Regions from separate parts of the Homo sapiens genome. Here region 2 is linked to region 1. Evidence: chromatin loops called from intact Hi-C (ENCODE). Cell type or tissue: heart right ventricle. All regions are shown on one strand.

Evidence for each region. A loop is a pair of places that touch in the nucleus more often than their neighbours do. Peaks named below come from ENCODE experiments on the same cell type or tissue, not always from the same donor. Only the 100,000 strongest peaks of a DNase experiment are listed, where the experiment ranks them.
Region 2: a loop joins it to region 1, with 2.4 times the contacts of the local background. A loop is called at or near these places in 3 of 110 quality-filtered maps.

Annotation. Positions count from the first base shown.
Region 1 is chr10:43,908,234-43,913,233 of GRCh38, forward strand. It overlaps LINC02659 (long intergenic non-protein coding RNA 2659), which reads right to left and starts at 4,136. Exons shown (of 3, transcript NR_184145.1): 1 at 4,060-4,136. It overlaps LINC00841 (long intergenic non-protein coding RNA 841), which reads left to right and starts at 1,063. Exons shown (of 5, transcript NR_136147.1): 1 at 1,063-1,136; 2 at 1,310-1,426. In heart right ventricle, a CTCF peak has its summit at 2,252; DNase peaks (open chromatin) are centred at 2,242 and 2,452; H3K27ac peaks cover 4,255 bases.
Region 2 is chr10:43,995,361-44,000,360 of GRCh38, forward strand. No RefSeq gene overlaps it. Among named protein-coding and RNA genes, the nearest start is that of LINC02659, 85 kb to the left of the region's middle. In heart right ventricle, no CTCF peak of the experiment used is centred here; no DNase peak of the experiment used is centred here; H3K27ac peaks cover 2,014 bases.

The sequences.
Region 1 (5,000 bases):
ATTCCTCATATCACACAGAGAAGGATCAATTTATATTGTCTTTTTTTTTTTTTTTCCTGAAGAGGGGTCTTGCTCTGTTGCCCAAACTGAAGTGCAGTGGTGCAATCACAGCTTACTGTAACTTTGAACTCCTGGGCTCAAGTGATCCTCCTACCTCAGCCTCCCAAAGCACTGGGATTGCAAGTGTGAGCCACTATGCCAGGCCTATTTTTGATAATGAAAATTAGAGAAAGTAGATTCCAGTGCATACTTATTAAATGTCATTACTAACAGAATGAAAATAGTAGATGTGAGTTCCAAATCACAAGGGAAAAGTCAGGTTAAAAAAGTAACCTCAATATAAAAGGTGTATTAAAAATGACCATAAAACAAAATAGCAGAAATAAAATTAAGCATATAAATCATGTTAATAAAATGATCAGGATGAACTCTTATTTTGAATCACAGACTCACATTTGGTTAAGAGTAAAATCTAAATACTGCGTTAGTGTACCCAGTTAATCCAAAAATATTAAAAATAAGGCAATGGGCAATGATATAGTGAATGAATCCCAACAAAAAGAGACAGGAGTGTGAATATGAACAGGAGACAAGGTGGAACTCAAGGCCAAAACAGCTAAAAGAAAAAATCCACAATGAAAGAATGACAATTTTGCACACTTCTATGGTGATTAAAAAAAAGCATCAAATGTAATTAACAAAAGTTTTAGCAATACAAAAGAAAATAAGGGAAGCACTGTTGTTGTAGTAATGTTAACAAACTTGTGTTGCAAGAAATCACGTGGACAACAACCAATAAGGGAGTAGAGGATTCAAACCATGTCACGTATTTGTATTGCACAAATGGATAATGTATTTTTCCAAATATACTTAGAATATTGATCTACAAATTGATCATAAAAACATCTTAACACACTTCCCAATTACCAGTTAAAATTTGCATTAGTGCCTAGTTTTTGGTTGTGTCATAAAACACCCAGTGCTGTTGGGGGATCCTCACAATGATGGCTATTGTTATCATAAAATATTGACTGAGAGCCTGCAACGCACATGTGCCCCTGCAGGGTGGCATAGACGGCGAGCCCAGGGAGGCCACTGACATGCATTCAAGAGAAAAGAAAAGAAGCCAGGCTTTGGTCAGTTGTGAATATACCATCTCCTGACTCCCAAGCATTGGTTCATCATCCAGCTGGCAATTGTTGAGCCTCAGCCAATGGTGGAACCAAAATCTAGTATCTCTGGAGTAATTTCCATTTCCAACAGAAGGAGAGTGACTTTCACTGACTCTTACTCTCCATTTGGATTTCAGGCATAAGTGCTTCATGGTGGAGTGAGAATGGCTTGCCCTGGAAGGGTCATGTTTTAGAAGGAGTGATCTTCATTGTGAAGTCTAAACTGTTCTGGAAATATAAGCTTTGAAACCCAGGTAGGCAGGTTTCATTTTAAGCAATATTGCAGGATCACAGGATAATTATTGGTTTATAAGGTGATTCTTCACTGTACAAAGTATCTTAAATACTAAACATGCTGATGTGTTGCAAATTTGATTAGGTTTTCACAAGACTTCTCTAGAATGTGTTTATGTGTACCTATGAGGAAAAATTATTGACTCTTTTACCAGGGCTGCCAACAGGGTCTAAAATGAGACCACAAGGCTCTCCTTGACAGGAGTGGTGTGCTTAAAGACAAAGTCACCTGCAAGGTTAATAAATTATTTTTAATAAGTAGATAATGGAGAAAAAGCATGAAAATGTTTCCTTCAATATGTGGCATGGGCTCCATTCTAATGTGATTCGGCGGTGACTTTGTATTTTTAAGGAGCTGAACTCCTTGGCTGTCCTCATCCAGGTTTGCAGAATCTGACCAAGAATGATGTTGAACAGCTCCTCAGCCATAAGGCCCCTGAAGTTGTCAGAGCCCCACTTGTCCTGTCCTGGGTCACCCTGCTTGTCACAGAATGGAGTCCAGTTCACATACTCCCCATCTATACCTAGTTCCATACATACACAATCTTATCGTGAGCTCCTTTTAATTTAAACACTTACATCAGTTATTTACAGCTGCATGATTTCATTCCACATGGTGGTGATATTTTTTTCTCCAAATATGGACTCATTGGATGGTCATAAATAAAGTAATCTGGGCGTAGGAAATGGAGTATCCTTCCCCCGGGGTCATTCCAGGGGAGGCAGGGAAGGAAGAGCTTCGCTATTTCGGGAAAGCTGGTGGACGCTTCGGCTCCGAGGCTGGCTGGGAGGGCCCATAGCTAGGCGGCAGCTGCCCTCAATCTCACAGCTTTAATGAAGGAGGGCTGCCGGATTTACATTGTTTAAACACTTAACGAAATTAGCTATGAAAAGAAGGATGGGAGGAGCCCTGGGTAGTGGGGGAATTTAGGCCTTCTGTCTTCACACACTTTACACACACACACACACACACACACACACACACACACACACACACACACACACACACACACAGTGATTTTCCTAAGAGGCTGCCAGTAGGAACTGGCAAGAAATTATGTGCCTCTTTACAGCAAGATTAAAAGCAACAACAGTGACAAAAACGCCTGTTTTGGAAAGCTGTGCCTGGCAGGGGCTGGTCAGGACTTTGGCGCGCTGGGCCCATGGGCTGCGCTGATTTGGAGCCAGCTCTGGATCAGCAGGGTGAGCGGCTGGCCTAGGGCGGTGGATCTGAAACCTAAGGATGAGATCCCAGGGGCTTCAGTGCCAGGAATGGAAACACTGGGATGGAGGTGGGAGCTTGCAGGCCCAGCCTTCTGAGGCTCTTTCAAATTATTCCTGGTCTACTAGATTTTTAGTTTGGCTCTAGTTGGTTAGAACAGAATTATGTCTAAGAATGTTAAACATTGACTGTTTCTCAAGCTGGGGTGATCTCTAGTGGATGGCCACAGAGCTCTGTCATTGAACCTATTCTCTTCAACATTTTAATCAATGGGTTGAATGGCATCATGGAAGACATACTTACCTAACATTCTAGTAACAAATATAAAAGCGCATATGAAATAGAAAACAAAATCATGAGTGGAAATAAATGTGAAAAATAGTAAATTGAGCTGAGATCAACAAGGTGAAGCTTGCAGGAGTAAATGGAAGATTCTAAAATTAGATTCCAGAAATCCATTTCATAAGCACAATATAGGAGAACCCTAGCTGGGTGGATACGACAGACACATCAGAAAACCCTCTGTGGTTCTGGTTAAGTGAGGAAAAATCATTGACTCTCCTATCAGGGCTGCCAACAGGGTATAAAATGAAGAGACCATGTCTCTCCTTCACAGGAGTGGTGTGCTTAAAGACAAAGTCACCTGCAAGTTTAGTAGATTGCTTTTAATGAGAGAAAAAGCATGAAAATATTTCCCTCAATATGTGACATGGGCTCCATTCTAATCTGACTCCATGGTGACTTTGCAATTTTAAGGAACTAAGCTCAAGGCGAGCCCCACAGAGCCAGGACTTGCTCCCTTAAAAAGCCCCAGCAGATCTGGATTGCCTCTGAGGCGAGAGACGCCCCAGGCCATTGCTACAGCACTGCTAGTGCCATGGCTTTCTGAATTAACAGGTGGACACTGTTTAGTCCTCTTTAAGAAACAGGATTGACTCTTTCCCCTAAATGATGTCATGAAGCATCTTTGATGAACAGGATTTGTTTCTCACAGTTCTGGGGGCTGAGAAGTTCCAGACCAAGGCACCAGCAGTTTAGTGCCTGGTGAGAGCCTGCTTCCACATTCATAGACAGCACCTTCTCACTGTGGCCTCATATGGCAGGAAAAGCATGAGAGAGCTCTCTGGGATCTCTCAGGTCACTCATCTCATCACAGGTTGCCACTGTCATGATCTCATTTAAACCTAATTACTTCTCAAAGATCCCATCTGCAAATACCATCACACCACGAGTTAGGTTTCAACATATGGATTCTGGGGGGACAAACAGTCCATGGCACTGTCCTGTAGCCCCTAAGTCAGCACCCTCTGCCCTGGGCGTTTCTCCTCTAAGGTCCACATCACCTGGCACACTTTATCACCATGAGCCTACCCTGTGTTTCCTGAGGATCTGCCACCTCCTTGGATCATCATTGCCCCTCCTTGTCATTCTCCTCTGTTGGCTGTTTCAGAACTCAGAGGCCCATTATTACCATGGGGCTATTGTTACATCTTCCCGGCTGGTCTCTCCTCTTTCCCAGCATCTCCTTCTTCTCCCTCTGCTGGAATAATGACTTTGGTGGGTATGAATTTAATCACCCCAGCCCCACTTACCATCTTTGGCTGACTCCCAGCTGCCCAAGGTTGCAGCCCAGGTTCTGACCCTGGCCTTTACCCACGTTTCCTGCCCTGACCCCATCTCTCTGTCTGTGCTCACCCTCCCAGCCCTCATTGCTTCCCCAGTACTGGTTCCTGCAAGCTGCTTGGTTGATGCTCCAGTTCCTCCTTTTTCTTCCTCTCTGCCTGGGGAACCTCTCGCATCTTTCAAGGTCAGGATGAGAGGCTCTGCCTCAGTATGTCGCAGTACTTCTGCCTCCTTGAAAATTAATTGCTTTTTCTTGGGATTCTAAAGGTTTCTTTGCCATTTCTCTGTAGAAACAAATCCTGAATTTGAGTTCCAATTCTGTCCCATACTTGCTGGTGACTCTGGGCAAGTCCTGACAGGCCCTGGGGAACTTGGCCTGTTAGAATCCCAGTGTCTTTTTGTAGAAAGTCAGAATAGTAGTGGTTACCTCTGTGCTGTGGACGGAATTGTGTTCCCCCAATTCATATGTGAAGTTCTTACCCCTAGTGTGATAGTATTTGGAGATGAGGCCTTTGGGGAGGTGATTAGATTTAGGTGAAGGACTTGAGGGTGGATCCTCATGATGGGGTTAGTGTCCTTATATGAAGAGACACCAGAGAGCTTGCTCACTCTGCCATGTGAACACATAGCACATAGGCAACTGTCTACAAGCCGAGGAGAGAAGTCTTACTGGGAACCAACCCTGCTGG
Region 2 (5,000 bases), 87 kb after region 1:
AATGGACCCATGTGCAGAGGAAGGCGGGATCAAATGCCACCTGCCATTGGGGGAGTAGGGAATAAGTGGGCATTCATCAGAAAACCAAGGGATTGGGGGGAGAGGTGTTGCAGAGATGGGAAATAGCATGTATGAACCATGTATAAACATTTAACTGTTTTAAATGTGGTCATGAATTGCTGTATTTGAAATGCAGTGTGCTGCAATGGGAGGAGAGTTAGAGCTGAAACTCTGGCCAGAGGATGGAGAGGCTAATCTGAGTGTGTGGTAGGTTAGCATATCAATGGGCTGACATGCAGTTTTTCTTTTTTAATATCTTTATTAAGATACAATTCACTACTACTCTTCCATAAAAAAATGTATTTTACAGTAACTTGGATGGAATTGGAGGCCATTATTCCAAGTTAAGTAACTTAGGAATGGAAAACCAAATACCATGTGTTCTCACTTATAAGTGGGAGCTGATATATGGGTACACAAAAGCATGGAGAGTGATATGTTGGACACCGGAGACTCACAAGTGGGGAGGGTTTGAAGAGGTGTAAGGGATTAAAAGAACTACATATTGGGTATAATGGACACTGCTTGGGTGATGGGTGTGCTAAAATTTCAGACTTCACCACTATACAGTTCATCCTTGTAGCTGGAAACCACTTGTACTCCTGAAGCTATTAGAAAAATAAAGATACAATGCACACACCATAAAATTCATCCATTTGAAATACACAGCTGGGAATGCCCATCGAGAGGAAGAGGTTTACATTTATCTTGAGGATACGGACTCAGGAGTCCTCAGAGCATCTGGGGAGTGAGAGTGTGTGGTGCCATTTGAGCAAAGGGTGAAGGAGACAGAAAGAGCTTTGAGGACAGACCAGAGAGATGCTGAGACTTAGTAGGCAGGCGGAGGAAGAGAAGCCCACGGGGGAGAGAAGGAAGGAGGAGAATGAGCAGCTGTGCATCACAGAAGAGGGTGCAGGAAGAGGGAGGCATCCACCAGGAGGACTGGAAAGAGTCCAGAGGACATGGCGGCCAGGAAGCCCTGCTAAAGCTTGGTGAGGGTGGGTCAGTGTGGAAGGATGCTAATCAGAGCGAGGAGAGGCATGAGAGGCAGGTGAGGCGGCTCAGCCATTGCTCAAAGAATCGCCCTTCAGAGGCCTTCCCAGCTCCACGGTGACATCCAGACGGTCTCCCTGGCCTCTATGTCCAGAAACTAGAGAGAAGCTCGACCAGTTCACCGTGTCTCATCCTTTCTCTGGCGCGATTTAGATGGTACCTGGAACCTGGGCTTGCCCCAGGTGGGCCTTCACATAGACCATCTCTATTGTTTTCAGGAATCCAAGAGGAAAGCAGAAGAAATTCTGGGGACCTGCAGCAGACAGACCCAGTTAAAAAGGCAACTCAAAGGCTCTAGCAAGATCTCAATTTGGCTCTGGGCTATATTAATTCAGGTAGTCATATTGAACTCTGTTGAAATACGTGGGCCATGTTACATCTAGAACCTAAACTGTGGTGAAAGCCTGTGGGTAACCAATTCCAGGATATTCTTCAGAGTTACTCAGATGAAGCCTCTTTATTTATCAGCACTTCTTGATCAAGAAGAGCGAGTCCTGGGCCTGATGCCTTTTGTTGCAACTTGGGGTGACATATCTATTTTTTGGCAATTGTATTTGCAGTTCATAACAACGCTGCACTCCTCACCAATGACCTGAAACGTACACAGTTGGATGAGGCTCAGTCCTAGAGCCCTGGATCCTTCCTGCAGCCAGAATGCTGAAAGAACGCTACTCCAGGCTGGGCACAGTGGCTCAGGCCTGTAATCCTAGCACTTTGGGAGGCCGAGGCAGGTGGATCACCTGAGGTTAGACATTCGAGACCAGCCTGGCCAACATGGTGAAACCCTCTCTCTACTAAAAATACAAAAAATTAGCTGGGTGTGGTGGTGGGCACCTGTGATCCCAGCTACTCTGGAGGCTGAGACAGGAGAATCACTTGAACCCAGAAGGTGGAGGTGGCAGTGAGCCAAGGTCATGCTATTGTACTCCATCTCAAAAAAAAAAAAAAAAAAGAATGCTACTCCACTCCTGTTGGCATGGAGCAGACTGAGTGTCCTCCGGGAAAACCTGAAGTTTGCTGTAGGCTCAGACTAGAAATGATCTTGCCGTGTTACAGTGAAACCAGGTCAAGGCTTCTCTCCCACTGAGCTCTTTGACCTTCAGTTTCTCAGTATCCTGGCCAAGCCTCAGAGGTTGAGGGGCTGAGGTCATTAGTAGACAACCATCATGTCAGGCTCAACTTCTTATCTTGCAGACCACCAAGGCCACACAGAGCCATCCAGAACTGCGTGATCCCAGCAACACTGTCCTCCTCCCTAGAGAACAGTTGGTGTGTGCCTTCTGCTTTTTTAGAGCATTTCCTCACTGTGGCATTGGCTGATGCATTTTTATTTTCTGGATTTTAATTAAAATCCTGTAATATTCTGATCTAGGCAGCATAAAAACTCACATTCAAATATATGTGTGTCTGTGTGTGTGTGTGACAGCGGTGTATACACACACATATACATATGCTTTGAATAATTACAATACAGTTTTTCTCATATATACTAATTCTTTTTAAGCCAAAGGAAATAATTTATATTTTTCAAAACTTTGCGTTTGGCCAAAAAACCAAAACCCAACCAAAACCAAAACCCAACCAAAAACAAAACCAAAACCAAAAACAAAACAAAACAAATAAACCCTCCAAATCCCAGCACTATTGATTTAAAACAACTTGAAAAGTTTGAGGAGTTGCCTCATTTTTTTGCTTCTATTGTTTCCTGTATATAAATAGCCTTGCATGGCCTCATTTATCACTGTGACTTCTCTGGGGAACTTCCATTTCCTGCTACCTTAGCCTCCTACTTGTACAAAAACATGGAACAGGGAGCTAAATATCCCAAATAGAACAAGTCATTGAAAAAAAAAGCAATCAATGATGTGTGTAAATCATCTATCTGCAGGCAGGGGTATTTAGCAAGGGAATCTCAGTGAGGGTGTGGAGGAGAAAGATCTGTATAACACAGCACTAGAGAAATCTGCACACTCAAGCCTATCTCTGTCCAAGTGATGACTGGAAATCTTGGAAGTGCTGTCTGGCTGTGGAAGAAAACCAGGTGGTGGTAACTGCTTCACCATGTGGCACTGAGGGGCAAGGCTTGGGGACCAGCATGAATTAATCACAGGCTTTTAGAATGTCATCACATTCCTTGGGTCTGGCTTTGGTGAATTCCAAAGCAAAAGCTGGAAGAGAAAGGCCATTTCAGCTTCAGCATTTTCTTTTTCAAATGCCAGTGTTGTGGTTTCAGGTTCCCTTTGATGTCAGTAGCCCAGAGCCTTTGCAGAGCGGGAACCCACTGCACGTGGCAGATGTGTTCAGTGTTTTCTGTAGAAAGAGACGCGGGGATGAGTTCTCCACCATTGAAGAGGCCAGTGAATGTGTAGGGCCCTCACTGTTGAGCAGCTGGCTCAGGATCCTTCCACTGATGCATTTTGCCTGATACAATCTCTGCAGAGAGGTCCATTTACTGTTCTTTGGTCAATCTTTGAAAGAGACACATTCCCTACCTCTCTGTAGATCAGCATAGTTATGAGAATGATGAACTCAGCATTGCAATCCCTGCCTGCCAGTTTGCTGAGTGACCTTGAATGTGAGTTACCAAGGACTGCAATTGCCTGTCTTCCTTCAGAACATGCCTCGAGGAAGATATGCTCAGGTAAAGTAATCTGTTGACAAGCCAAGCAAAAGGCAACCTTTGATAATCTACCCAATGGAAACATTTAATGGAATTCAGCAGAGCTTGTATTACACGAAAATTATAAGGCATAGATATGGTCAAGTGTTCTGGAAAATTGCTTCTGGCTTTATCAAGTACTAGAGGCTTAGTTTTCAGAGACTTAACGTGTTTAGTTTTAATTATTTTTTTCACATGTAACATACTTTATTTAATAAAGTATTTGAAACAGTTTACAAAAGTACACACCATATAAGAAGATAAAGTATACACAAGGAGATTTCCAGGTTATGAATGAAACTTGCTACCTATGCCTGAATAAATATCTTCCACTTTCCAGTGGAATTCCCAGGGAATAAAGAAAAAGGTGCAAAACGTGTAGGGCTGGAAATAAGAGGTTTGATCACTGAGCCCAGCTGTGGAACTTCCGTAAGTGATTTACATACAGCTCATATCCAAAGCTCTGAACACCACCACACTGGGGAGGAAGCAGGAAGGAGACTGTTTGCCTTCACTCCATCTGCGTGGTTCTGCCTTGGAGACCTGGTCCCAGGTGTCAACCAGAAAGCCTGGCCACCAATTCCCAGTAAGAGGATTTGCTTTTGAGATGCTCAAGTCTTTCCTTACCCTACCACTTCTATGCCCAGCCACCCAATCGAGAATTTCTCTGTTGTCACATCTATTATGCACATTGTTACTTGAGTGTTTAAGTGTTCACACAGTGATTCACTGCATCAAGAAATTGAACTCAACAGAAGAGATGATGAAAACAGTTGGGGTCGGGTATGGTGGCTCACGCCTGTAATCCCAGCACTTTGGGAGGCCGAGGTGGATGGATCACGAGGTCAGGAGATCGAGACCATCCTGGCTAACACGGTGAAAACCCCGTCTCTACTAAAAAATGCAAAAAGTTAGCCAGGTGTGGTGGCGGGCACCTGTAGTCCCAGCTACTCGGGAGGCTGGGGCAGGAGAATGGCGTGAACCCGGGAGGCAGAGCTTGCAATGAGCTCCAGCCTGGGCGACAGAGCTAGACTCTATCTCAAAAACAAAACAAACAAACAAACAAAAAAGGAAACAGTGGGAACGATAGGGAATCCCCCACTCTGGGCACTGCCACTGTGCATAAAATACCTTCAGCAAAGACGAAGGACAGTGTGTGTCCACTCACCCAGAGCACTGTCTCCTCTTCACAGTCAGCACCCTGGGCCATCCCAGCAGAGGACAGGCC